Regions from separate parts of the Homo sapiens genome. Here regions 1, 2, 3, 4, 6 and 7 are each linked to region 5. A link is a loop called in an ENCODE intact Hi-C map of the cell type or tissue named here. Cell type or tissue: endothelial cell of umbilical vein. All regions are shown on one strand.

What was found. A loop is a pair of places that touch in the nucleus more often than their neighbours do. Peaks named below come from ENCODE experiments on the same cell type or tissue, not always from the same donor. Only the 100,000 strongest peaks of a DNase experiment are listed, where the experiment ranks them.
Region 1: it touches region 5 in a loop (24-fold over the local background); 44 of 110 quality-filtered maps call a loop at or near these places.
Region 2: a loop joins it to region 5, with 5 times the contacts of the local background. A loop is called at or near these places in 12 of 110 quality-filtered maps.
Region 3: it touches region 5 in a loop (4-fold over the local background); 8 of 110 quality-filtered maps call a loop at or near these places.
Region 4: a loop joins it to region 5, with 18 times the contacts of the local background. A loop is called at or near these places in 96 of 110 quality-filtered maps.
Region 6: it touches region 5 in a loop (5-fold over the local background); 14 of 110 quality-filtered maps call a loop at or near these places.
Region 7: a loop joins it to region 5, with 5 times the contacts of the local background. A loop is called at or near these places in 20 of 110 quality-filtered maps.

Annotation. Positions count from the first base shown.
Region 1 is chr12:11,226,566-11,230,565 of GRCh38, forward strand. All of the region lies in intron 1 of LOC107987435 (a long non-coding RNA gene), which reads left to right. Among named protein-coding and RNA genes, the nearest start is that of PRB3, 41 kb to the right of the region's middle. In endothelial cell of umbilical vein, a CTCF peak has its summit at 1,879; a DNase peak (open chromatin) is centred at 1,906; H3K27me3 peaks cover 519 bases.
Region 2 is chr12:10,966,888-10,970,887 of GRCh38, forward strand. The region is part of intron 4 of PRH1-TAS2R14 (PRH1-TAS2R14 readthrough); the gene reads right to left. All of the region lies in intron 4 of PRH1-PRR4 (PRH1-PRR4 readthrough), which reads right to left. It also overlaps a transcript of PRH1 not described here. Among named protein-coding and RNA genes, the nearest start is that of TAS2R50, 18 kb to the right of the region's middle. In endothelial cell of umbilical vein, no CTCF peak of the experiment used is centred here; DNase peaks (open chromatin) are centred at 724 and 2,144; H3K27ac peaks cover 2,143 bases.
Region 3 is chr12:10,748,100-10,752,099 of GRCh38, forward strand. LINC02366 (long intergenic non-protein coding RNA 2366) reads left to right here and starts at 2,135. Exons shown (of 7, transcript NR_120463.1): 1 at 2,135-2,201. RefSeq lists a silencer at 2,146-2,195. In endothelial cell of umbilical vein, a CTCF peak has its summit at 2,228; a DNase peak (open chromatin) is centred at 2,162; H3K27ac peaks cover 450 bases.
Region 4 is chr12:10,768,853-10,772,852 of GRCh38, forward strand. LINC02366 (long intergenic non-protein coding RNA 2366) reads left to right here. Exons shown (of 7, transcript NR_120463.1): 2 at 541-594. It also overlaps the pseudogene HSPE1P12. Among named protein-coding and RNA genes, the nearest start is that of LINC02366, 21 kb to the left of the region's middle. In endothelial cell of umbilical vein, a CTCF peak has its summit at 2,470; a DNase peak (open chromatin) is centred at 2,479; H3K27me3 peaks cover 1,912 bases.
Region 5 is chr12:11,484,362-11,488,361 of GRCh38, forward strand. LOC440084 (a long non-coding RNA gene) reads right to left here and starts at 2,317. Exons shown (of 5, transcript NR_148969.1): 1 at 2,203-2,317; 2 at 1,688-1,790. In endothelial cell of umbilical vein, a CTCF peak has its summit at 2,398 (motif pointing left); a DNase peak (open chromatin) is centred at 2,410.
Region 6 is chr12:10,234,085-10,238,084 of GRCh38, forward strand. No RefSeq gene overlaps it. Among named protein-coding and RNA genes, the nearest start is that of GABARAPL1-AS1, 21 kb to the left of the region's middle. In endothelial cell of umbilical vein, a CTCF peak has its summit at 1,855 (motif pointing right); a DNase peak (open chromatin) is centred at 1,877.
Region 7 is chr12:11,198,032-11,202,031 of GRCh38, forward strand. All of the region lies in intron 1 of LOC107987435 (a long non-coding RNA gene), which reads left to right. Among named protein-coding and RNA genes, the nearest start is that of TAS2R42, 13 kb to the left of the region's middle. In endothelial cell of umbilical vein, a CTCF peak has its summit at 1,796 (motif pointing left); a DNase peak (open chromatin) is centred at 1,770.

The DNA.
Region 1 (4,000 bases), 260 kb before region 5:
TTATGTTAGACTTATATAACAGAATATTCTTGTTCTTAGGAAATACTGAGATGTTAAAAGCTAAAGACATGATATATGCAGCTCACACTCAAATTGATTAGAAAGATAGTGTATGTATGAGAGAGATAGGAAAAGAGAGAAAGAGAAATTTAAAAAGCAAATGTGCCAAATTATTAAAAATTTGAGTGAAGTATAAAAATTGAGAGTTCTTTGACTATTATTGCAACTTTTCTGCAAGTTTAAAATTATTTCAAGATTTAAAATTTAAAATTCCTAATGCCTGAGCAACACCCCATTCCAATTATATCAGAACCTCTGGGGATAAATCCAGGCATAAGAATTTTTTTATACTTCCAAGGTAATTCTAACGTGAGGTTCAGTTTAAAAAGCACAATACTAAAAATACCCAGAAGCATCAAGAATAGTTAACTCTCCCCTGTGATATCACAGCTCTATGTTACTATTTTACCTCCAAATACTATTGTCCTGTGACAGAAAAAGGGGCTACCAAACAGTCAGAATATCCATTTTATTGCAACGAATCCTCCAGATTTAGAAAGTTCAAATTTACGGAATTTGACAAAATAGCCCCTACTTGTTTCATAAAATGTGTGCTGCTCTCTTATTGAGAGAAGTTCAACACTGTTTCTTGCAGAAGAAATATGTCAAAATTTGTGTTTTGCAATGAGCACTTTTTCCCACCAGGATCATTCTGGTTCCAAATCAAAAAAGTCCAACTAAAATTAGTTTTTAAGTGAAAAAGAAAAATTGATAATGCAAATAACTTGGACTTCAAACATGACAAGATCCAATGGCTCCAACATGTTATCAAAAAGCTTTGATCAGTCTCTCAACTCTCTCCATCCAGCTGCCACGTGACTGCCGGCAACCCCGTATTTCATTGCCTCATCTTAGCAGTTTATTCATACAGCAAACACTTGGTGACACTGACTAGACCTGCTTTAATCACATGGCATTCCTCAACCATCGCTATGGTAAAAAGCTGGCTGCTGTGATGGGCACACATTGAATCACATGCCAACCCCATGGCCTGAGGTTTGGGCAACTATGATCAGAAGTTCTAATGAGACCACAAGGACTGAAGTAGTTTCCCCAAGAAAGGGAGGCTGGGCAGGCTGGCCAATAATCCAACACCTCTCCTATGGCTTCAGCACTGATCATCATCCCCTACACTCTTTTCTTTTCCTCTTTTTATGTTACTTTGTTCAATTATGTTTACGGCAGGGGTTCTAAAAGCTTGTGCTTATGCTCTCATCTCTCCTGGAACTTCCTTGCCTCAAATATTTCTGACTGTCTGATCACATCTACAAGTTCCCCATAACACAAGATGCGACTGATCTAAGAACATGAATATATTTGAAGTTTTATGGGTTTTCCTACTTCTTTATTATACACCTTGGATTTTAAGGTTGTTTTTCTCTACACACCACAAATGATCTCCTCTTGATGGAGAATATTAGTAGTGGAATGAACTGGGAAGATCCATATCCCTTCATTTATTAAAAGAAATTTTAAAAATATCTTTCTGGGTTATCAGAGATAACAACCCCCACAACAAATTACCTCCTGCATATCAGATACAATAATATCTGCCAGGCTGAGGAAATAGGTATGTTTTCCTTACCACAAGAGTTGTTTCTTTGAGTTTCTTGCAAGAGTTGTTGTTTTGGAAGGGGCAAGGTATTAACAGGAGGTGATTTGGTTATTTGTTGCTGTGCCACAAACTACCCCAAATTTAGCACCTTAAAATAATAAACACCTGTTACTTCACCATTTGTGTGGGTTAAGCATTCAGGAGCAGCTTAGCTGGGAGGCCCTGACTTATGGTCTCTCATGAAGTTGTGGTGGAGCTGTCAGCTAGAGCTGCAGTGACCTCAAGGCTCAGCAGGGGGAGATATATTCCCATGCTCATTCATAGTTGCTGGTGTCGGTCCTCAGTTCCTCGCTGTATAGACATAGGCTAAGTGTTCTCACAACGTGGTAAATGGGTTCACTCTCCCTAAGTTTCCCTATGACATGGCAACTGGATCCCCCACAGCAAGCTGTGATTCAAGAGAGGGCAAAAGAGTCCACCCACAATGGAAATCCCAGTCTTTTTGTGACCTAATATCAGAGATGACATCTCATCACTTCGGCCATATTCTATGCAGTTGAAGCAAGTGCAGCCCATCATTCAAAGCCCCAGTAATGAAGCTCCTCTGCTTGAGGGGAGGAATACCAAATAATTTGTAGTCATATCTTTAAAATCATTACAGGAGCACTGGCTCTCCGCATCAGAAATTATGCTATGTGTCTGATAAAAATTAATACTTGCCTTGGCAGCATTATTTGCATACTATATTTTTTTAAGTGGGGATTTAGCTACAGTGAACCTTGAAAGGGATACTGAATGCCATGTGGTACTCACATTCATGGAACTGGGCCTTATATCTCCATCTTTGGAATGCAGCTGCTACCTGGAAGATCTTTCTGTGCTAGCAGCTTAAGCTGGAGGAGCTCCAGTGCACAAATCATAACAAGAGCCTGAGTGTAGAACTAATATCTATGAGGAGAGATGGGTTTCCCCAAGGGGAAAGAGTGAAGAACACATGATGAAGGGAAATGTGGGTAAAGTCCATGACGTTGAGGAGAAAAAATGCAGTGTTCTTTTAGGACACCTCCTTTTCAAAGACCTAAGACTTCCCACTACATTAAAGTTATCATCTTTATACTTCCCATGTACATCACTGTCCTTTAGAAAGACTTTCTGATTTAAATAACTACATGTTCCCTCCCAATAATCTATTTATGTGATCTTTAACAGAGTGGGGACACAGTAGATATTCAGGGGAGAAGCAGTAAATATACCACATTATGCTGCAAGGACTCTGGTGTGAACAGAGCCCAAAATGGAAATATGATAGATTGTTGAAAGTGGAGAAAAGACATTAAAATGAGTGGAGAAGAAACCTGAAAGCGCCGCAGAGAATAAGACTAAAATTTCCAAAGGCCTCTCAGGGAACAGCAGGTGACATATATCAAGAAAGAAAAAAGAAAAAGAAAGCTTATGACAACCAGGTTACAAATATTTGATTGATAGACAAGGCGTGGGGGTCACCAATTCTACCTCGTACAACCAAAGATTGACTTGATCAAAAGAACCAAAAGAGTGTGATCAGAGTCAGCCTATTTTTCAACAAAGTCACAACAGAAATCTAGCATGGCTCTGTTAAGATGTTCTCAGCCCTCAGGAAAAGCAAGAAATAACCCAGCAAGAGCAAGAAAGAACCCAGCAGTTCAAATATCCTCTCATCATTTGAGCACCTTAAGTCTTAATTCTTACCACTATTGAGAAGAACCATGTTTCCAAATAACAGGGCCACACACCTGTTTATAGGAGAAAGGCTCCAATTTTAACACAGTTATCTCTAAGAAAAGGTAATAAGAGATGTAATTATCATCTCTGTACAATATCAATTAGGAATCTTGTCATTGAATTTGGGAGAAAATCCTATTCCAAATGCCTTCAGGCGAGCTTAAGAAACACTGCAGGTTTATATGAGGCTATACACTGGGATCTGGCTCAAATTCTCTGTATCTGATTGGGGACACAGCAAGATAGATTAGCATGGTAAGGGAACATTCTCCCCTGAGAAAAACTCTTCTGCCTCAATGTTATTGCCTGGCTGTCTTTGTGCTGGGCTTTTCCTGAGAACTCCAATAACAATTTCGCTTCTCAGTCTTTCCTCCTACAATCCCTAAAACTGTGAATCTTCCTCAGATTAGCTCTCTCCTCATGAAGCAACACAGGTATTCCAAGCTTCAGATATCTTTTCACCATTTGATTACCTTGTCTTAATTTTCTTATGTATTATTGCTAACTGTAGTCATCCTACACAGAACACTAAGACTTAATCCTCCTATCTGGCTAGTACCCTTTAACAAATCTCTCCCTATTCCTCCCTTCCCCCTTCCCTTCCCAGCCTCTAGGATTCTTGGT
Region 2 (4,000 bases), 520 kb before region 5:
GGCAGATCAAGAGATCAGGGGATCGAGACCATCCTGGCTAACACGGTGAAACCCCGTCTCTACAAAAAATACAAAAAATTAGCCAGGCCTGGTGGCGGGCACCTGTAGTCCCAGCTACTTGGGAGGCTGAGGCAGGAGAATGGTGTGAACCCCGGAGGCGGAGCTTGCAGTGAGCGGAGATGGCGCCACCGCACTCCAGCCTGGGCGACAGAGCAAGACTCCGTCTCAAAAAAAAAAAAAAAAAAAAAGTAGAAAAAAACCTTTGGAAAGATCTGGGTACTTCAGGTAGCGTCTTCTCTTATTTCTACATGTTGTAACTAAAATAAAGTTCCCACTTCAACTCTCTTAGAGTTGTATGTAAAGATATATAAATGGTGAATTTTTTCCTAGGTATATAATGAGCAGAGTAATCAATAATTTTTATGGTGCACTTCTCCTAATAAATAATTTTCAAATAAAATTATAATGCACACTTAGAAATGAGTCAAAATAAAAATGGTAAACACAGCAATGTATTATAAACACTCATGTAACCATCAAATAAGGCAAGACGTGGAACATTGCAAAGAGCCTAGGTCCACCTCCATGCTGCTTTTCAAGCCCCTAAATGTTTCTTCACATCTGGTAACAATTTTCTACTTTTCCCAACACTTGGGTCACACAATACAATAAAAGCTTCGTCTAGGCCTTATCCTGCAAGTTGGAAGAAACAGGAAATTGATTTCATGTGATTAGCTTTTTGTTTTGTTTTGTTTTGTTTTGTTTTTGGCATAGCAGCTTGATGAGTCCAAACCACAAACTCTCCTTACAGGGAAATTCAATGAACAGCACTGGATCTCAAAATGCCATTCCAATAAATAAAATATAGTACCTCAATTACAAATACACCATTGTATTCCATGAATTAACTTTTATTTTGCTTATAATGTAGAAATGGGGCTCTTTGCCTTCAAACTGCATCATTACTCAAGTGAGAGATCAAAGAGGTGAGGGGAAACTTACATTTGATTTGTTTAGTCCTAAAATCCTCTTTTTAAAAATAAGAGATTAGGGTGTGGTGGCACGTGCCTGTCATCTCAGCTACTCAGGAGGCTGAGGCAGGAGAATCGTTTGAACCCAAGAGGCGGAGGTTGCAATGAGCTGAGATGGAGCCACTGCACTCCAGCCTGGGCTAGAGAGCGAGACTCCGTCTCAAAAGAAAAATAAATAAATAATAAAAATAATAAACAAAAATAATAGATTGATCATGAAATGGTTTATCTCTCTGATTGAAGAATTGTATTTACGTTAAAAACTAAATGTTTATTATAGTGTTCCTTGGATTAGTTTAAGGTCATCCATAAATAACTATTTTCTTAAGCAATGTATTTTAAACTAAACTAAACTTAATTTCTAAATCTAAATGTATTTAGCTTGACTTGAACTTTACCGTTTACTAATGTAACTTGCCCATAATGATATTCTTTATTTAAATTACGTAGGCATTATCCAATTTATGAATGTACATATTTCAAAAAGTAAATTATTTAATGGGATAGATGTAGATAGAGATGATGATGATAGCTACAAGGTAGACTGCTAGCTAATAAATGTGACCATTCATTTTTCTAAGTGCTACAATTCAGGGTAATGGGATAACACAATTATTCTTTCTCCTGGCTTTATGATTCTCATATTATTCTCAGCATCAGGGCTTAGACTGAAATAATACCTTTGATGGAGGACATTTCCCTTACCCCTTCATGGGAGGGAACTGGGGCTCACTGACGCTAGAACCAGCCAGCTGCTTTAGGGCTGGCAGGGGTGAAATCCACTCGCTGGGACCCACTGCGCCCAGCCCTCATGGGAGGGAGCACACAGGTGAACAGGTGCAGGAGCACTTTTGGATGCCAGCAGGAACAAATTCTGTGCAGGCCCCGCAGCAGCATCTGGGGGGGTGCCCGCACCCCTGAAACCTCGAGGGGGAGGGTGTTACAGTGCTCTTTTAGCTCTGCTATCTGCAGACGTCTTAAGTGTTAGTAGCTCAGTGGGCCCTTTGCCTTTTCGCTTGAGGCGGCTGCCTCTTGCCAGCAAGGGCAGAGGTTCAGTGTAACAACTTTTCGTATCTGCATTCCTGGCTCCTGAGCTCTTGTCCAGCTTCCAAGAAAAATGAGGTTGCACAACCGAATTGGAGAATGGTAAATGAGGGAGATTTTATTTTGATGGAAGTGACTCTCAGCAGGAAGGGGAGCTGGAAAGGGAATGTGAAGCAGGAAGGTAATCTTCCCCTGAAGTCCGGCTGTCTCCAGCCAGACTCTTCTCGAAAGTCACGCCTTCAACCTGTCCCTCTGAAGTCAAGCCACTTCTCTCCAACGTCCCACCATAGTCTACAACATTGAGCTGCTTCTCCTCTCGATCTTCAGCCACTTCTCACTACCGGTGGAGCCTGGGGTTTTATGGGCATAGGATGAGGGGTGGGGCAGGCCAAAAAAGGCAACATTTGAGTGGGAAAACAGGGATAGAAGTACTCCCTTTGGGCCACAGTCTCAGTCTATTTGGCTTGAGAGTGGGGCTTTAGCTGAGGACCCGCCCTTTTCTGTCTAGAATTTCCCAGCCTCCTGCTCCTATCACCTTCACATAGTATTTCATCAATGACAACTTTAAACCAACATATTTCCAAAAGTTTGCTAGCTATTTTTTTTCTTTTATTAAATTCTAAAAATCATAGCAAACATGTCTTCCAGCAAATAGCACCTGCTCTTTGGTTTTTCTGTTTTTTTGTTTTTTTGCATTTTCATATGAACATGTACAAATACTCTGTGCAATTATACAGTACGTAAAATTTATCATATGTATCAATAGCATCATTAGCAAGCCAAATTCTTTCAAATGGTTATTTGCATTCTCAGCTACTGTGATGAAATATGGAGTATTTTATTTTATTTTATTTTGAGATGGAGTCTCACTCTGTTGCTCAGGCTAGAGTGCCATGGTACAATCTCGGCTCACTGCAACCTCTGACTCCCAGGTTCAAGCAATTCTCCTTGCATCAGCCTCCTGAGTAGCTGGGATTAAAGGCATCCACCACCACACCCGGCTAATTTTTGTATTTTTAAGCAGAGATGGGGTTTTGCCATGTTGGCCAGGCTAGTCTTGAACTCCTGACCTCAGGTGATCTGCCTGTATCGGCCTCCCAAAGTGTTGGGATTACAGACGTGAGCCACTGCACCTGGTCCCTTGGAGTATTTTATTATAGCAAGCAATGCAGCACTACACATACAAAAACATACCCAAAGATTATACTAAGTAAGTTTTACACTTTAACACATTTAACTTTCTGGTTTTTTCTCTAATAGAGAGCCAAAAAATTATAGCAACAAAATATTTTTTCCAACATATATGTGTGCACATACTATGATTTTTGAATGGTAACAATATGACTGAAATTATTTTATTTAAGGATAAATTTAGGGATAATCATCCGTATAATTTAATATCTACAGTACCATAATTTATTGAAAATTCAGTAATTTCTGTCACTTTGTGCATTGTAAATAAATTGGAAATAAGAACAAAAGGTGTCCAGCAATGTATCAATATTCAAAATTTGATGTTTCAAATTAAGATTAGCATTAAGAATTTGAATTTATAGTTCTTGCTTATATATTATTTTTAAAATTAAAGAAAAGTTTTTTTGTTTTTTTTTTTCGTTTTTGAGATGGAGTTTCATTCTTGTTGCCCAGGCTGGAGTGCAATGGCACAATCTCAGCCCACTACAACCTCCGCCTCCCAGGTTGAAGCGATTCTCCTGCCTCAGCCTCCCTAGTAGTTGGGATTACAGGAGCCCGCCACCACAATCAGCTAATTTTTTGTATTTTCTAGTAGATACGGGCTTTCACCATGTTGGCCAGGCTGGTCTTGAACACCTGACCTCAGGTGATCCACCCGCTCAGCCACCCAAAGTGCTGGGATTACAGGCGTGAGCCACTTTGCCCGGCCCTAAAATTTTAACTTGTGTTTA
Region 3 (4,000 bases), 740 kb before region 5:
ATTCGGGTGGCAATGTCCCGATTTTCCAGGTACAGTCTGTCACGGCTTCCCTTGGCTAGGAAAGGGAATTCCCTGACTCCTTGCACTTCCCACGTGAGGCAATGCCCCGCCCTGCTTCGGCTCACCCTCCATGGGCTGCACCCACTGTCCAACCAGTCCCAGTGAGATGAACCAGGTACCTCAGTTGGAAATGCAGAAATCACCTGTCTTCTGTGTCGATCATGCTAGGAGCTGCGGACTGGAGCTGTTCCTATTCAGCTATCTTTGGATAAAGTCTTGCTCTGTCACCCAGGCTGTAGTGCAGTGGCACAATCATGGCTCACTGCAGCCTCAGCCTCCTGGGCTCAAGCAGTCTTTCCACCTCAGCCTCCAAAAATGCTGGAATTACAGGCATGAGCCACCTTGCCTGGCCCTGCTTTATTATGTGAGGACTGTTTTCCAGGAAAAAAGTACTCGTCGCAAATGGTAACATATATCAGTGACTCCATCTTGGGTCGCACTGTGTCTCCTAGGCTGGAACGCAGCGTAATGATCATAGCTCACTGCAGCCGTGAACTCTTGGGCTCAAACAAATCATTTCACCTCAGCCTCCCATGTAGTTATGTCTACAAGCTTGTGCCATTGCACCTGGCTAGTTTTTAATTTTTTTGTAGAGACAGGGTCTCGCTATGTTGCCCAGGCTGGTCTCCAACTGGTCTCCTGGATTCACAGTGATCCACCTGCCTCAGCCTCCCAAAGTGTTGGGATTATAGGCTCCACCCAGCAAGGTACATTTAAAAAAAAATTTATTCTAAAAATAGTCAGACTGAGGTATAGATGGAAATATGAATTCAGAATATTATAATTTTGGCCTATCTTTAAATATTTGGAAAAACTGTTAAAATCTGTATCCCAAATTATGGTTTTATGAGTGTTATTACCATAGATACAGGGGGAAATGTGGACATGCCAAATGGTTTAGAATTTCATCCTGATCATCCAGGAAATGAATTATTTCTTTTTAACTTCTCAAAAAGACATTTAGCCAGTCATAACATATGTCTCCTGGGGTGTCTGTGTTTTTCAGTACATACTGCTTTGATAATCATCACCCTTGTTTATGTTTAGCTGCTTGACAGCTGTTGCCAGGCCATATTGAATTCTCTTTCTCAGAGGTTAGGAGCCAAAATTCACAGATATAAGTCAGTCTCTGATAGTCACTTAAGCTGAGGATGTGGGAATTCAGGAGCTGTCGGGTCTAGAGAGGAGAAAGTCAGCCAATAGAAAGAGGCAATAGTCCAAAGATATCAAGAAAACCATGGACTAGAGAATGTGGAAAGAAAAAAGTTTGAACAACTGTGTAATTCTTATAGTTTTCCAGTTGTTGATTCTAATCTCCTGTATCACTTAAAGAAACTTCTTGTTTTCTTTGAAATGACCCGTAATTACACTGAAAAGCCATCTTTTTCCTCCCTTTAACTCAATTTGAAGAGAATTCTGTTATTTCTAATTCAACACACCTTAACGTGACATTCAATGAAGAAATGTTCCTGCCCCATTTAAGCATTAGGGAAGAAAAGTCAGTGACCCTGATATAAACACTAAAATTGAAACTGCTGTAGCTATACAATCATTATTTAATAGTGGCTTAAAGAGTTACTAATATTATCCTGTGCTAAAGATGAATAGAATCTTTTAAGGCTTCTTTTCAGTTATGAAAAAAATGGCAAAATTTCTCCTTTCTATATCAGTGAGGAAGATGGTTAGGAAGAAAGGCCACTTTGTGTTAGTCAAACAGGCTTTCTTCAGAGCTGTCAGCGGGCTGTGATGAAAGAACCATGACACTGACCCTAGACTAAGGTTTGAATTCCGCCGAGGTCACTCACTACCTCAGTTACCTTGGATAATTTACTTGATTTCTCCCTTTCTAGTTCTTTTTCTGTAAAATGAGGAAGAGAATGGTAAAGTCTCCTTTGCATTACTGTGAGGATTGCCAAAGGTCTGGATCACAGTTGGTTCTCCCGTGGGAATCATTGCCATCACCGTCATTGCCTTGTGTACGGCCTTCACGCGTTTCGCCAGCTTCTGTGTCATTGGTGACATCATAAAATCAGGGAAAGGGAAATCTGTAAACACTGGCCGTTGAAGAATACGGTTTCTGAGAATTTCCACTCTGAATTCACATTCCGTTCAGTGTTATCGCCACCCTGTGGATTTCTTGGGTAATGAAACTCAGACCGGGAAATGAAAACGGGGATTTTCAGTAAATCGGTTCCAGTAAATCTCTGCTGCTCTTGTGGGCGCCCTCTTTTGAGCACCGGAGGAATGAGCACCGTTCTTCATTCTTTTGGTTTTGTAAAGTTGTAGAGCTGCGTTCATAAGTGAGATCATTAATTAATCTGCCCTTCTCCGTAGACCTTCCTCCTCCCCAATTTTCAATATAAAAACTGATTCCCAGGTAGCTTTAATTTCAAAACTGGTCAGTGGTAAATTTAGGAAGAGAATTTAAGGTCTCCTGACTTCCAATCAAACATAGTTCCCACTTGCCCAATTGGATAATAGATGTTTGTTTTTACAATTAGCTAATTATTTCTCAGTATTTACTTATTTTATAAGTAGTACATAATTAATCAATTGACCAACTGGCCTTATGGCACTGTGTTTACATGTGATCCTGCCCCTTTCTAGTCTATTTTCTGGAGGTTGTCAATCATCTTCCTTTAGAAGTATTTTCTGCCATTCTTTTTTGTGGAAGTATTGCGTGATTGTCCAAAGGCCTGTCCCTATTTGCGGAGACTCCTTGAGAATGTCCACCTTTGTGTATTTCTCCTACTTCCTGAAATATCCCTTCATTTCTCAGAAACTGTGCAAATCTTACTTCCTCTAAGCCCAATTTAAGTCCTGCTTGCTTCTGAGCCTTTCAGGCCATAGTAACTCTTGCTGTTCTTTCTGAGGCTCATATCATTGACATATATGAATTATTTTAATGTCTTAATTGGATTACTAAGAGCACTCCAATTCCCAACACATACATGATTAATACTTATTTCTGGATCCATCGTGGGCATCCCTGTTTTCTCTTCCCCTTTCTATCATATTTCTATCTTCCCAAACAAGCAGAAAAAAAAATCTATGGCCTATTTTAGGTAGTGGCAGATTATTGTGTTTTGTTTCTACAGGTGTTTACTTGTGGCAACCTGTTTCCTCACTGTGCATGTGTGTGCATCCTAAGTACGTGTGTGTTTAATTCCCCTATAACCTTCTGCTGGGAGGATTTTATCTATAAGTATTCCTTGGGATCTGTGTGGAAGTTGCTTTCCTCTACAGGAAAGGTTTTCCTTTGCATCTTACATGCAAACTGAAGGTATCACTTTAAAATAAATTTTCAGGTTGAAGTTTTGGGGACTAAATGTTGCAAACATGTTTGAAGGCTGGCTTATGGTTATGAATTCTTAATGGCAATGATTTTCCCTCTCTCCCCTCATTTCCGAGGTTGAAACCTTTAATACATTTGTTGTTCCCTTTTTGTTGGCTTGTTTGTTTGCTTGTAGCTCTCCATCACAACCAGGGTGTAGTTTTATTGTATCCGAGGTGCATGTGTGCTGGAGGAGTTTCTATGAATTAGTCTCCAATTTGACGAATGTTTGTTCATTAGTCCAACTTGAATGTGGACTTTGTGGCTGTCCTTTGTCCTCATGTGCTATATCAATGAAGGCTCAGATTATCCTTGATTTACATATACCCTTAGGACAGGACCAAATTTCAGGCTTTACTTCCCTCCTGGATTTTTGCTTTCTATTTATTTTTGTTAAATCTATGAACATTTCCTTTTATTTTTACCAGATCAGCCACGCATTTAACCGTATTTTTTCATGTTACAGCTAGAATCTTAAATTCTTTGAGTTGAGATCGTTGTCCTTGAAGTACACAGTGATCACTCATTGAAACTTTTAGATTAATTTTAGGATCAGTTTGTAAATTTCATGGAACAATTCTGTTACGATTTTAGATTAGAATTTCA
Region 4 (4,000 bases), 720 kb before region 5:
AACTTCCAACATCTCACTTCCAACGTTTTTGCTAAGGGAATGCATAACGTGTCATCCATCTTTATTTTTAAATTGAATTTCTATGAACTAAATTAAATCTTACATTAGATATTATACATTAACGTGGGTCTCTCTATTATAGATGCTTTCTCTGATGCTCCTTTGTGACTCCTTTTTTTCTACTGACAAATCAGAAAGTTCTCCTAGATCCTTTCCCAAAAGAGTTTTTGGGTCATCAGGCAATTACATTTGTGTTATCTTAACCTTTTGTTGTTTATCATTCTTGTCACAGTTAAGGAAGACAGCAGAATCCATATATCATTTGACAATTGTTAGTAACACAGAACACCATGAAATAGGTGGTAAATCATAGGAAGGAAATGTTCCGGTTAAAGCCACCTCAAACTCCAGGGGCCATTCCTGGGTAGCAGCAATGCTGTTATTGTTCTCTACAAGCTATATAAGTGAGGATCCCCAAATTTCTACAGCAGAGAGGGAAGTATGAGTCTGATTTAAAGATATTTTCTTTCTTTCTTTTAGCTACCTCGCTGGCTTTGAGCACAACCCAGGAAGAAGTTTGAAACCAAGAAAATGGTAAGTCTGATATGATGACAGTTATAAAGTTTTGAGACATGTTAGCAACTAAATTGTCTTTTTTGCTTCAGTCATGTTTTTCCTTTCCTTTTTCCTAGACCATAGAGAACAAGATGTAACAGAATTATATTACAATTTCAACCCTAATTCCAACATAACAACTGACTAGACAATCTACTCAGCACATGACTTGTTAAATCATGATTCCACTTCATATTTGTCTTTTTAGTCTATTGATTTCTCTTATCAGTTACATACGATGTCAGTTCTTCTAATCAGTAGTACAGATTAACAACGACTACACCCTAACATTTCTAAGATTTCTCTTATCCTTTCTCAAGAGTCTTGCCTTATTATTTTAATCATGTGGTATTGAAATTTCAGGGAGATATTTAGCTTATTTTGAATAGCATTTCTAATAGTTAATTGAAATAATCAAAGGACAATTTCTTGTTGATACACTTGTCACTTTGGTCAATTAAAATACAATTTTAGAATGCTAATTAAATTGATTAAAGAAGTTTTTTTTCTATAGAATTGTAAAGATAAGCCTTCTTCAACTTACTAATCTTAAATTAAGAATGTATTTACTGAATACCTATTATGTAGAGGGTGCAAAAGAAACATGTGATGTGACTTACTGCGTTTAGGTAACAGACCATCTGAGTAAGGGTCGAATATACTTAGTAAGGTAGTACATAAAAGAAGTACTAAATTCGACGTCTTTACTGATAGATTATGTAATACAAACAAGTGATACACATTCCATAGACCCGCAGGATTAAGATAATGACCAAGGGAGTCAGTCTCTCTTTGCAGTACTGTATGAGAGCAGAGTAAAAGTCGGCGATAGAGGGCTCATGGCAGGACAAGTGTTTAGAAAGTTACTTCCACTCTTTGACTAAGTATTGGTTGAAAGGTGTGCCGCCAAAACTGTAACCAAAGGAGCCATTATGCTTCTGGAAAAATCTCAAGGAAAAGTATTGGCAGCCACAGTAGTAGCTGTTGGATCAGGCTCTAAAGGAAAGGGTGGAGAGATTCAACCAGTTCGTGTGAACGTTAGAGATAATGTTCTTCTTCCAGAATATGGAGGCACCAAAGTAGATGACAAGGATTAGTTCTCATTTAGAGATGGTGACATTCTTGGGAAGTATGTAGACTGAAATAAATCCTGTTGAAATAGCATCGACACGAAGCTTCCCATTCCACTGAAGTTCTGAAATCTTTCATCATGTAAATAATTTATATATCTCTCTTTTACACTAAGCTAATGATAAATAATGACACAAATAATAATGACTAAGTTATTTGAATCAAATAAAAAGAGATTAAAAGGAGCCAGATGAAATGAACAAGAATGGAGTATACTTGATTGAATTATTTTTTCATAGTTATGTTTGCACTATTATATGTCACGCTATTGCAATGAACATTAAAAGAGTAGTGCTTGGAATAAGATTAATAGTAACTATTGTACATTTATCATTTGAACCTCTCCATGCTTATGGATTTTGTTATTTTAAAAAGTACCATTTTTCACATACAAATAATATAAAACATAATTTAAAATTGAAATATTTACAAGTCAACCTCAGGTGTCATTACAAAGTTTTCAGCTAAATTTTAAAATCATGTTTTTAGTTTTAAGAACCTATTTTTTTCATTCTTGTTAGTTTATCTAATATTCCTTTTTGTAACTTACATTCTATATTTGGTCTTATATGTTTTCAATGTTATATATTACTTAAAAATAAACTTAAAGTAGGAAGCCACATTATGAACAAAATAAAAGGACCATGAAAATGGTTGCAATTGATATCTAGAAATAGGATGATGTATAAAGTGGGTTGCATCAAAGCTATACTTACATTTACCACAGGGTGACACCCTAGCATCATTAATGAAAATAAAACTCGAATACATACAGAAGCATAATCACAATATGATGAAAACTAGCTCAAATTATTACAAGTTCTTTCTTTCAAGGAAATCATCATGAGGAACCAGGGTTTAAGCATTATGCTTAGTATTTTATAAGTTTAATTTTCCCTGACTCTAGTTACCTCTAGATTTTAGATAATTCTAAAAAATTATCTTAAATAATTCTAAATAATTATCCAGAATGATTCTATGTAATTAGAGAAAACTAGATAATTCTAACATCTAATTGTACTTCTTCTCTTGGCATCTGCCCTTTCCTCCTAGTCATATCTTCTTTTATTTAAAGAGAAAAATGAATCCTACCTAATCCTCAAGCCAGTTATGTATCAGCTCACTCAGTTCTTGAAAAATAATCCTTGATTTGTAGAATCCACTTTCTAATTACTCTCCAATCAACAGGAGTTTTGTCTCCAATGCCATCTTTCTATTAAAACTAGCTTTCAAAGTTTCAATGAGCTCAATGAGTATCAAAATGAGCTTGCATTTGACACTAACTGCTGTTCATCCTCCTCCTTCGGAAACTCTCTTCTAGTAAGGTTTGATGGCATTAGCCTCTTCTAAATTTGTTGTTATCTGTTAGGTTGTTGCTATTCTATTTTATTAGTTCTTCTTCCTTAGCCTCTTCCTTATATGGTTGCATCCTCCAGAATTTTGCCACCAAAAGATCTGTCAGCCAGTCAGTTTTCTGTAGAGTAGCCCAGAGACTATTTTCTCAATCCTTTCCTTCGAGTTTAAGAAACACAATGCAGCCAGTATTGATTTCATAAGGTGGTGGGTTTTGGGGCATGCACATCTTTTTCTTGAGTTTCCATCCAAGATTTAAGGTTTTAGTTCCTGATGCTGAGAACACTCAAGGCAGATGGCAGGCGGCTTCCCCTCTGAATCCTTTTCAGGCTCATCCTTCTATCTTTTCAACTTATCCACTGCCACCACTTGTCTCTTCTTGCATTGATTCTGACGAGTGGTTCTACTGCTGGGCTCTACTGTTGGGTAGGGAGAAAAAAGCGGTCTTGGATCCTGCATGTGAAGGTGGAGAGGAAAATAACTCCAAGTGTTGTATTGTGTTAGGTCAGATTCTTCAGAAGCCAATCCTTAAATGGGACTGCTTTTAAGAATATTTATTGAGAGCTCTCTCCGAGAGGGGATTTAGGAAGCAGGGTAGATAAGGAATAAAGCTAAGCAAAATGTGGTCTCACGCGCAGACTAGCTTAGTCTAACCCCACAGAGAAAAGTCTGGAACACCTATTGCTCCATAGAGTTAGTCTCACTTGAGGCAGGGAGGCCAGACTTTTATACCTTCATGTCAGAGAGCCACTGCTAAGGGTAGTTACCTGGAGAATGGGGTAGCTGTGAGTTGCTAGTAGCCAATACTCAACAGCAAGTCGATGGCCACTGGCCAGTAAAGGGGATGAGGGCAGGGCTCCCATAATTTCCCTACCTGTTGTCTTCAGATGGAGGATCTGAA
Region 5 (4,000 bases):
CCACTGAAAAAAGGTACAAATATAACACATAAGAAAGTGTGGTATAAATAACAGATCCAAATTTAAAATATATATATTTAGAAAACCTTTATATCAACCAGCTTTCTAGATATTACTGAATATACTATGCTTGTGGATTTAAAATGTATCTAGGAAATACAAGCCCACGTCCTCACAGGTGCCTCCTAGGAAAAACCGGCAGGTTTGTGTTTGTTTTGTTTTTAATGATCTAAAAGAATTCAGCAGATAAATGTTTCCCCATATACCTGAAAAACCCACTCATCCTCTTAAGGCAGGTCACAAAACTGAAGAATTTTTAAACAAAGCAGAAATTTTAATCCAAATCTTTCTCCTATTCTGTTGGTGATAAACCGACTAAAAACAAAAGAACAAAACCACTGTTCTTTAAAGTTTAAACTTTCATCTGCACTCATTCTTTTTTTTTTTTTTTTAGACAGAGTCTCGCTCTGTCACCCAGGCTGGAGTGCAGTGGCGTGATCTCGGCTCACTGCAACCTCCACCTCTCAGGTTCAAGCGATTCTCGTAACTCAGCCTCCCGAGTAGCTGGATTACAGGCGCTCACCACTACGCCAAGCTAATTTTTTGTATTTTTAATAGAAAAGGGGTTTCTATTAAAAATGTTGACCAGGCTGGTCTCGAACTCCTGACCTTGTGATTCACCCACCTCGGCCTCCCAAAGTGCTGGGATTACAGGCAAGAGCCGCCGCGCCCAGCCTGCACTCATTCTTTAGAAGAATAATGCCCAAGACCACAGCCTGCAATGTGCACACAGTCACCTGGGCATCTTGTGAAAATGCGGATTCTGATTCTACGGGACTGAGGTGGGGCCTGAGACCCTGCATTTTAAACCAACCCCACACTCTGAGTAGCAAAGCCCTAAAATACTTTTGTTTGTTTAGGTTGACATATATTGTCAAATGCCGGCTTCTCTCAAACACCAGTGAAAGAACCTTTTCATAAGGCAAAGTTGAGTTTATTGCTCACCGCCATAGGGAGATGGCTACTGTGAACTGCTGGTCCCCAACCTTTTTTGGCACCAGGGACAGCTTCCATGGGACAATTTTTCTCCGGATGGGGTGGTCAGGTGGGGATAGTTTGGGGATGAAACTGTTCCACTTCAGATCATCAGACATTAGATTCTCATAAGGAGCACACAACCTAGATCCCTCACATGCACAGTTCACAATAGGGTTCGCACTGCTATGAGAATCTAAAGCTGCTGCTGATCTGACAGGAGGCGGAGTTCAGTCAGTAATGCTCACTTGCCTGCTTCCCACCTCCCGCTATGCAGCCTGGTTCCTAACAGGATACCTTTAGGTAAAGTTATTGCAGGGGTAGGAGACCCCTGCGGTAAACCAAAAATAGAATTTGAAGGCCCCTGGCAACGATCTGAATGGACTAACTCTTTGGCCAGGGCATGTAAAATTTAACCTGAAAGACTGGCTCAGGCCGTGACGGGAAGTGAGGGTTGGACATGCCTCATTAACATTAACACAGACCTTAAGTCTGATAAGAAATACTTACAATCTATTTTTCTTTAAAGCCTGCTACCTGGAGGCTTCATCTTCATGATAAAACCGTGGTCTCTACAACCCCTCCTGGTAACCCAGACATTCCTTTCGTAACTCTTTCAACCAATTCCCAATCAGAATATGTTTAAACCTACCTATGACCCGGAAGCTCCTCTTCTCTCCTCACCCTTCGAATTGTCCCACCCTTCCAGACCGAACCATGTAAATCTTCCGCATATTGATTGATGTCTCATTCTCCTAAAATTTATAAAAGCAAGCTGTACCCCAACCACCTTGGACACATGCTGTCAGGACCTCCTGAGGCACGTCCTTAACCTTGGCAAAAAAAAAAACTTTCTAAGTTGACTGAGACCTGTCTCAGATATTTTGGGTTCACACTATCTAGATTCTTAGTAGTGTCTCAAAGCCAGGTGCCAAAGTTGGGATATTTATAACATTGAAGGTGGGTCTTTCAAGGTGGGGGCATGAGGTTGATCAGAATTTGGTAAAGATCGTGATGTGGTAATTAAGGATCAGTAAATGCCATGGATTTTGAAGAGTCCTGAGGAGTAAAAGGTTGTTCAGCGCTATCAGCGGGAAAGTTGAACAGTCTGGTTTTCTCAAGGGTTGTTTTCTGGGGAATTTCCTGAAACAAAAAACAGTTACTTGCAATTTTTATCTTTCTGGACGAGAGTTTCCTGGAATAGCTGACTTTTGTTGAAGACAGTGAATAGTACAGTCATTGACAGTAAGCTGTCTGGGTGTCCATGCTTTCCGGTTTTAATACAAATCTGCACTCACATAAAATAGTGATTGCGCATCCGTTGTGACGTGGCGCTTTGGTGTCAGACAGCACCACCTGCTGGCTCATGAGGGTTAAAAACGTTTAGAACTGCAAAAGTTACTTTTAACAGCAGGGCTCTGCTGCCACCTATCGGTTTATTTTTAAACTTTTCAAATGTTTTTCTTTTATTTAATACAGGTCTACTATACTAAGCACCAATCATTCAAAAAAAAACAGGTGCTATAAGTAGAAATGTAGCGCAATATTGTGGAGGCGGACATGAAGGCAGGTGAGGTCCTGGTGAGGTGGTAGAAAGATGATTAAGGACAGGATACAGTGTACAGCCCAAAGGACAGAGTTGTCTATCTACTACGGATGACCAGTGTGGGGGCAGTTAGGGAAGCTTTACAGAGGTAAGGAACCCTAAGGTGTCTCTTGAATAAGAATTGACAAGTAGATATGAGAAGGAGGAGTTAGGAATTCCAGGCAGAAATACAGGCAATGTGAAGATATTGTGCTAGCTGGGTGATTTAGCGTGGCTGAACCACGAGGTGTAGCAACAGGTCCCAAGAGAGACATAGGAGGCCAGATCATGGAAGGCTTCATATGCCTGACTAAGGAGGTTATCCTGGAGGCAATGACTGGGGAATCACTGATGAGTATTAAGCAGGGAAAATACAGGATTAAATCAGTTTACAAACACCACTTCAGCAGAAGCATAGAGAATAGATTGGAAGAAAGTGAAATCGAAATTTGGTACATCAGTTTGGAGTCTTTTTTGTTACAAGTCATATAAACCTATTCTGCTCACTTAAATAAAAAGAGAAATTTATTGGAGATGTATCAAAAATGCGCCAAGTTATCAAGATGCTGGAAGATCAGACTAGGAAATGGGCAGGAGCATAGCTAGTTTGGAGTACGCACAGCAGCCGTCTCATGAATCTGACAGGCTTCTGCTGCAATAGGTCATCGCTGCCACCACTGCCCTGAATTAGTCCTAATCACCCCAGTGGGATCCCAGCTTGGCAGCTTTAGGCCATTTGCCCTTGCCTTGGTAGCCAGGTAGCAGAGTAAGGAATAATGAGCTGCTATGACTTCATAAAATGAGCATTAGTTAGGGTATCTGTCTGGCCACAGTAACAAAGACCAAAATTAACAATGACGCAAACCGAAGTGTATTTCTTCCTCCTACGAAGGCCCAAGTTGGTTTGGCAGCTCTTTGTGAAGCTATTGCTGGCCCAGCCTGCCTCTGCCTTTTCACTCTGCAATACTTCACGGGTTCCGTTGCACAGCCCAAGATGGCTCCTCCGATTCCCACCATCACTTTTCCATTCCAGCTAGCAGGAGCAAGGGGGAAAAATAAGATGGCATGTTCCTTTCTTTTAAGAGCACAACCTGGATGTGGCATATCTCTCTTCTAGTCACATGCCATTGTCCAGAACTTCATGACATAGCCACACCTAGCTACAAGAAAAACTAACAAAGTCAGGATCCTGTGTGGCCATGTGGGCAATTAAAATCCTACTACTAGGAAGAAGGGAAATGGGTATTGGAGGAACAACTAGAGGATCCCCAAAATAGGAAGTAAGAGGCTAGATTCTGGAATGGTCAAAAAATAAAAGATAAACGTCCAGTACAGGTGGTAGACTCTGTGTAAGAGATCAGAGGGATCAGAAATAAGGCA
Region 6 (4,000 bases), 1.3 Mb before region 5:
AAATTGGCCAAAATGAATGTGCTACAGGCCCCATGCAAGTCCAAAATCCAGTAGGGCAGTCATTAAATCTTAAAGTTACAAAATGTTTTCCTTTGACTCCATGTCTCACATCCAGTTCAGCCTGATGCATGAGGTGGGCTCCCATGGCCTTGGGAATCTCTGCCCCTGTGGCTTTGCAGGGTACAGCCCCACTCCTGGCTGTGCTTAGTGGCTGCAGCTTTCCCAAGCACATGTTGCAAACTGTCAATGGATCACCATTCTGGGGTTTGGAGAATGGTGGCCCTCTTCTCAGAGCTCGACTAGGCAGTGCTCCAGTGGAGACTCTGTGTGGGGGCTTCAACCCACATTTCCCTTCCACACTGCCCTAGCAGAGGTTATTCATGAGGGCTCCACCCCTGCAGCAAACTTCTGCCTGGACATTCAGGCATTTCCATACATCCTCTGAAATTTAGGTGGAGGTTCCCAAACCTCAATTCTTGACTTCTGTGCACCCACAGGCTCAAGACCACATAGAAGCCAACAAGGCTTGGGGCTTGCAGCCTCAGAAGCAATGGCCTGAACTTTACCTTGGCCCCTTTTAGCCACAGCTGGAGTTTAAGCAACTGGGATTCAGGGCACAATTCCCAAGGGTGCACAGAGCAGGGGGGGCCCTAGACCCAGCTCATGAAACCATTTTTCCCTCCTAGGCCTCCAGGCCTGTGATGGGAGTGGCTGCTGTGAAGGTATCTGACATGCCCTGAAGACATTTTCCCCATTGTCTTGGTGATTAACATTTGTCTCCTTGTTACTTATGCAAATTTCTGCAGCTGGCTTGAATTTCTCTCCAGAAAATGAGTTTTTCTTTTTTATTGCATGTTCAGGCTGCAAATTTTCCAAACTTTTATAGTCTACTTCCTTTTGAACAGTTTGCTGCTTAGAAATTTCTTCTGCTAGATACCCTAAATCATGTCTCTCAAGTTCAAAGTTCCACAGATCTCTACAGAAGGGACAAAACACCACCAATCTCTTTACTAAAGCATAGCAAGAGTCACCTTTGCTCCAGTTCCCAACAAGTTCCTCGTCTCCATCTGAGGCCACCTCAGCCTGGACTTCATTGTCCATATCACCATCAGCATTTTGGTCAAAACCATTCAACAAGTCTCTCAGAAGTTCCAAACTTTGCCATATCTTCTTGTCTTCTTCTGAACCCTCCAAACTGTTCCAACCTCTGCCTGCTACCCAGTTGCAAAATCGCTTCCCTTCTACATTTCCAGGTATCCTTATAGCAGTGCCTCACTTCCTCAATACCAATTTACTGTATTAGTCTATTTTCACACTGCTATGAAGAAATATTCGAGACTGGTTAATTTAAAAAGAAAAGAGGTTTAATTGAATCATAGTTCCACATGGCTGGGGAGGCCTAAGGAAGCTTATAGTCATGGCAGAAGGTGCATTCTTCACAGGCCGGCAGGAGAGAAAATGAGTGCCAGGAGAGGAAATGCCGGATTGCTATAAACCTATCAGATCTCATGAGAACTCACTTACTGTCAGGAGAACAGCATGGGGGAAACCGCCCCCATGGGTCCCTCGCATTACATGTGGGGATTATGGGATTATAATTCAAGATGAGATTTAGGTGGGGACACAAAGCCAAACTATATCATGCTACTTACGAGTGGAGGTTATAGCATAAGGCTTCTTTGTACATCTTTAAGAAAATAAGCCACCTGTCTTCTGTCATCTGTCTTCTATTTTGATCTGACTGAAAGACATTGCTAAGCTAGTTTGCAAGGCAGCTCCCACCTCTAATTCTTCCCTCCTACTCCTTTACAGTTCAGGGAGGCTTCATTTCCAAAACGAGTGTGGTCATTGTACTTCTGGCCACCAGGTGGCAGGCCAGATCCACTTAATAACACTGCAGCCTTAATCCTCACTGGCTGCAATTATTTTCCTTTTTAATCAATCTGTTATTAATAATAGTGTCACCTTTTTGTAAACAAAACCACAGAATTTTAACAATAGAGAAAAAATAAGAAGTAAGCTTGTTCATTGTCAATTTTTCTTTTTAAATCTTCCCCCAAAGGAGGAAGATGCATTGCACATTTTTGTTGACTCTGGTGTCTCTTTCAGCATCTAGATGAAATAATAACATTTCTGTTTTAGACAAATAGATATATTTCTTCTGTTCCAAAAGGTAACAGTGGGCTGGGTGTGGTGGCTCACACCTGCAATCCCAGAACTTTGGGATCCAAAGTGGGCAGATTACTTGAGGCCAGGAGTTTGAAACCAGACAGGGCAACATGGTGAAACCCTGTCTGTACTAAAAATACAAAAATCAGCTGGCTGTGGTGGAGCATGCTTGCAGTCTCAGCTTCTCTGGAGGTTGATGCAGGGGAATCGCTTGAACCCGGCGGGTGGAGGTTGTAGTGAGCTGAGATTGCACCACTGCACTCCAGCTTGGGTGACAGAGCAAGGCACTGTCTAAAGAAAAAGTGGATAGAGGAGGGTGAGGCAGGAAAAGGAAAAGGAAGTCAGCATTTCTGGAGCATCTTTTCTCAAACATTCCTTGTTTATTTGGGAGATTAAGTTTCTTCTGAGGATAAAAAAAGATTAGAAGTTAGATTGGTATTGTCTTAGGGGGAAAACAGGCAAGTAGAATGATAATAGAACTTTGTTGCCATAGAATATACAACTAAGTAATACTGTTTATAATGTTCCAATTTACTACAGGTTGTGCATGCAAGCAGTCCTCTGTTTATCTCCTCATCCTCCAGTGTCACATGTCAATTGCCCTGTCACTAACTAATCACAAACCACACTGGCCTTTTATTAGTTTCTTGAATGGCATTAAATTCTTTCTGTCTCAGTCAGGGCTGTGCACATACCTGGTATCTTCCACTGAACTGCTCCTCTCTTAGCTCTGTATAGCCAGCTCCTTCTCATACTTTGTCGTAACTTAAATATTAATAGAGGCAGGAGGCAGAGAAATCCTAGACAGACAGGGATGGGTCCCTGGGGAAACCTTACCTTCAGGTCAAAAACAGCCTGAAACCCACAGACCAGAGTGAGGACTTCCATTCCTGTTTGTTGGCTCTCTTCTTATTGGTTCTTTCTGAATAATGCCTTTTAACCAATTGAATGTTGCTTTTTCCAATACTACCTATGGCCCACCCTGCCCCCATCCTGTTCCTATAAAGGCCCCTGTCAGTGGAGGGGAGACAGCCTGACTTTGGGGAGGAGACAGCTTGACTTCAGGGAAACATGATCTGCTTTTCTGATACCCTCTCCAGCTCCCCTCTCCACTAGAGAACTGTTTTCATCGCTCAATAAAATTCTCCACTCTTACCATTCTTCAGTTGTCAAGTGTGACCTCATTCTTCTTGGACGCTGGACAAAAGCTTGGGACCCACTAAGTGCAGGTGGAGGCTGTCACACTGGCCCTTTGCCCTTGCAAGTGGAGGGCAACCACCCCACTGGCAGCTACAGGGTCAGTGGCCAACTGAGCTGCTAACACACAGCCGTTTATCGACTGTGGATGGTGGAACTAAAAGAGCTAAGTAGCACACTCACACCCCCTCTGGGGCTTTGGGATCATGGGCACCAGGCTGCCATGTTCCCCTCAAGGCAACATGACTGGTCTGGACATGGGCTTTGCATGGAGCTTGCTCCTGTATTGGTGCTTGGAGTGGCTGGCCAGATCCCATACTCACTTGCTTATGTGTTACCTCTCTCAAGGGGCGGAGCATGGTGGGCCGAGGAGATGGGGCACTCGTGCTAGGAGTCCGGCAAAAGGGCCAAGAAAAATCCTGCATGAATATTACAATCTCTGATCATCCAGTTAAAGTTTCTAGGGCCCCTCTGCTGTTGCTGTCAATCTCAAACACTTTTTTGTTTCATTTACAACACATATTGGAACTTGTATTATTTTGAATTTGCTTTTTAACTTAAATTTTATAATTTCTTTCATTAGAATATGGTTTCCATGAGGCCAGAGAACATGTCTGTTTTTCTTTTTTCTATT
Region 7 (4,000 bases), 290 kb before region 5:
AACAAAAGAGAAGGAGATAGGAACCGTCTTCTCTCAATAAGAGAAGTATTCTATCACTGACTTGCAAATCTGTCATAATAATAAAAAGTAGACTAACTTTTCATTGATTGCATTACAGTTTTAAGTCCTTTATAAGCAATATGCTTCTTTATCATTTGTGCTTGAGACAAACAGCTTTTATCTCTATTCACCCTAATATCTGATGCCCCATTTACCTTATACCTGCCATATTATTAAAATTTTGTTTCTACCTTTCATTCTACATTAAGGCCACAGCAGTATATAGAGTAGTCATTAGGATTGTTGCTGTAAGATAATTGCATGATCTAAGCTAATTTCAGATACATTACATCTCTCACAGTAATAAAAATACAAACAAGAGTTGACGTTTATTGAACTCTGTGAGCAAAACACTGTTCAATCACTCTACATGTCTTATTTCATTTAATCCTCACAATAGTCCTAGTAATAGGTATCATCATTGTCTCCATCTTACACATAAGGGAACTGAGATACAGAGTTTCAGGAAATGGATATATATGCATGGAATTCCAGGAAATCTTTAAAGGTATCTCTTAAAATTACCATAATGATAAAACAAATATGTAATACTATATTAACTTTGGAAATTAAACATAACAGTTAATCATATAATGGGAAAGGAAATAATTTTTGCCAACCAAGCCAATCCAACAAGATCAAGAAAACTAGTGTTACTAAGTGCAGTTGCTCATGCCTGTGATCCCAGTGCTTTGGGAGGCCAAGGCAGGAGGACTGCTTGGAGCCAGGAGTCCAAGACCAGCCTGGCCAACACAGTGAGAACCCATCTATAACAAATTTTAAAAATTAGCCAGACATGGTGGCATGCTGTATTCATCCACTCTCACACTGCTATAAAGAAATTCCTGAGACTGAATAATTTATAAAGAAAAGAGGTTAAATTGCCTTATGGTTCCTCAGACTGTACAGGAAGCATGGCTGGGGAGGCCTCAGGAAACTTACAGTCATGGCAGAAGGCAAAGGGGCAGCAGGCACATCTTACATATCCAGAGCAGGAGGAAGAGAAAGAAGGGGAAGATGCCACACACTTTTAAACAACCAGATCTCATGAGAACTCTATCACAAGAACAGCACCAAAAGGAGAAATCTGCCCCCATCATCACTGCCATCACCAGCTGGGATAGTGGCGGCCCAAGCCACCATCATGTCTCACCTAGATTATTGTAGAAGCTTCCCTACTGGCCTCCTGCTGCTGAGCTAGCCCCTACAGAGTGGTCCCATTCATATGCAGGTCATATCATGTCAGCACCCTGCCCAAAACCCTCCAAGTGGTTCCTTGTATCACTCAGAGTGAAATCCAAAGCTCTCATTGCTGTTTGCAAGATCCAGCATGATCTGTCCACCACCCTCTACCTCAGCCCCCATCTGACCTCCTCACCAAGCACTCTCCCCTTCACCCACCCCTCCCCTGCCCCACTGCACTCCATGCTGTTTCCCAAGCATTCAGGGCCCCTCCAGCCTCAGGGCCTTGGAGGGATCTTCCCTCTGACTGAAATCCATATAGTCCCAATCTCAGTGACTCTCCAAACCCAAGGTCTGGAGAGCTGGATTCAGAAACAAGATAGCAGTATACAAAACTAAGAAGGCTGTCATAGCAGATTGTTTTTGGCTGAGTCTGCAGAGAGACCAGCTGGTGTGAAGCTCTGTGAGGACTGCAGAGAACAAAAATCAATAGGTAATCGCTTCTTGTAGCAATTCAGAATAACAAGTTGTGGGTCAGGAGTGCCACCTACTGACAATATTTTTAAGTTGCAGAAAAGGATTTTAGGAAAATTAAACTTTCCAAGGATGAATCTATAAAGCTAAATAAGTGACAAGATAAACTACCTCAAGTATTAAGAAGCCATAAGACAATTTCTCGTTTAAAACTATAATTGGAGCCAGGTACGGTGGCTCATGCCTGTAATCCCAGCACTTTGGGAGGCCGAAGCAGGAGGAGCACTTGAGGCCAGGAGTTCAAGACCAGCCTGGCCAACATGGAGAAACCCCATCTCTACAAAAAATACAAAAATTAGCTGGGTGTGCTGACACATGCCTGTAATCCCAGCTACTCAGGAGGCTGAGTCACAAAAATCTCTTGAATCCAGGAGGCATAGGTTGCATTGAGCTGAGGTTGCACCACTGAGCTCCAGCCTGGGTGACAGAGCAAGACTCTGTCTCAAAAAAATGAAAAACAAAAACAAAACAGACAAAAAAAGCAACAACAACAACAACAAACCCTATAATTTAGAAGCAACCTCTGATACAGTTTTTCTTAAACTCCAGCAAATATATTTATAAAGCCACAATAAAAGCACAAATCACAAGCATCTTGAACATCAACAATAGCTTGGACATATTGAAAAAAGATCTAGGAGTGAGTTTCATTGATTATGAGGAAAATTGGTTTTAAAATGTAATTTATTATAAACCTAGTTTTATCTCATTAAATAAACACTATTTGAAAAGCGGCAGAGCCATATTATTAATTCAGGCTGTTTTTAAACAAATATTTACTGAGCAAAGTGTTGGGATCTGTTACAGTTGCTGGTGGCCTCACAAGACACAAGTCAGACCAGGTCCCTGTGAAGGTGAAGTTTCTATCCTCCTTGATGAATGCATAAAATAAACAACCAAAGAAATAAAGTAAAAGTAAACTTTCAGATATGTATAAGGGCTTTGAAGGAAACAAAGCAGAATGCCTGGACGTACTAATTCTAAAGGCCAGAGGACTTTTTGTTTAGGGCAGTTGGAAAAAGCCTATTTGAAGAGAGAATGTATCAATTAACAGTTACAGCATAACAAACCACATCAAAACTCAGTGGCTTAAAACAACAAGCATGTATGACCGTTCTCACAGTTGATTCTGTGGGCTGGCTGGGCCCTTCCCCTCTAGGCCGGCTCAGTTGGGACTGTATGACCTTGAGTAGCCCCACTCACAGCTCTGAGGCCCAGCCAGGATAGCTGGAGATCCGTGGGCTCTCTCCATAAATGACAGCAGAAGAGTTCCCAGCAGCAAGACTGGAGGATGGGCTTATGGTAAGGGGAGATGAGTGGGAAGTCACAGACATTAATGGTGAATAATTTACACTTTTCATCTTTACATGATTAAAAAAATCAGTTAAACTACTGAACACATGGAACATGGATTTACTTATTTGATCAGTGTGTTAGTTTTTTTATTGCTGCTGAAACAACTTACTACATATTTACTGTCTTAAAACAATACAAATTTACTGGAAAGACGTCCTGTGTTCATGGGCTGGAAGATTTAATATTGTTAAAATGTCAGTACTACTTAAAGCAATCTAAAAATTCAAAATCCCACAACGTTTTTGCAGAAATAGAAAAATCTCAACTAAAATTTATATGGACATTCAAGGTACACAAAATAATCAAAGTAGGCAAAATAATCTTCATAAAGAACAAAGACACTCTCCAAGAAGATATACAAATGTCCAATAAACACATAAAAAGATGCTCAACATCACTAGTCATTAAGGAAATGCAACTCCACGGTAAGATACCACTTCATACCCATTAGGATGGCTTTATCAAAAGAAAGAAAAAAAGAAAAGAAAAAGAAGAGAAGGGAAGAGAAAAGAAAAGAAAAAAGAGAGAAAAGAAGGAAGGAAAGGAAGGAAGGAAGGAAGGAAAGAAGGAAAGAAGGGAGGGAGGGAGGGTGGAGGGAGGGAGAGAGGGGAAATAAGTGAGAGTGGCAGGAGGCAGCCAAATGCCTAGGCAGATAGGAGTGGGTACCCAGTGAAACCCCACCTCCAAGCAGAAGACAGTTTAAAGCCTGAAAGCCAAGCTACAAGCTGAATTTCAGATGGGATTGATAACTTGTCTTCCTGTTTGGTTCACTTTCCTCTGATTGATCCTCACCTTTCACCTGTTTTACATACACCTACCCTTTCCTAATTGGTTTTCTACACTGTTGTGCCCACTTATGAGTGGTGTC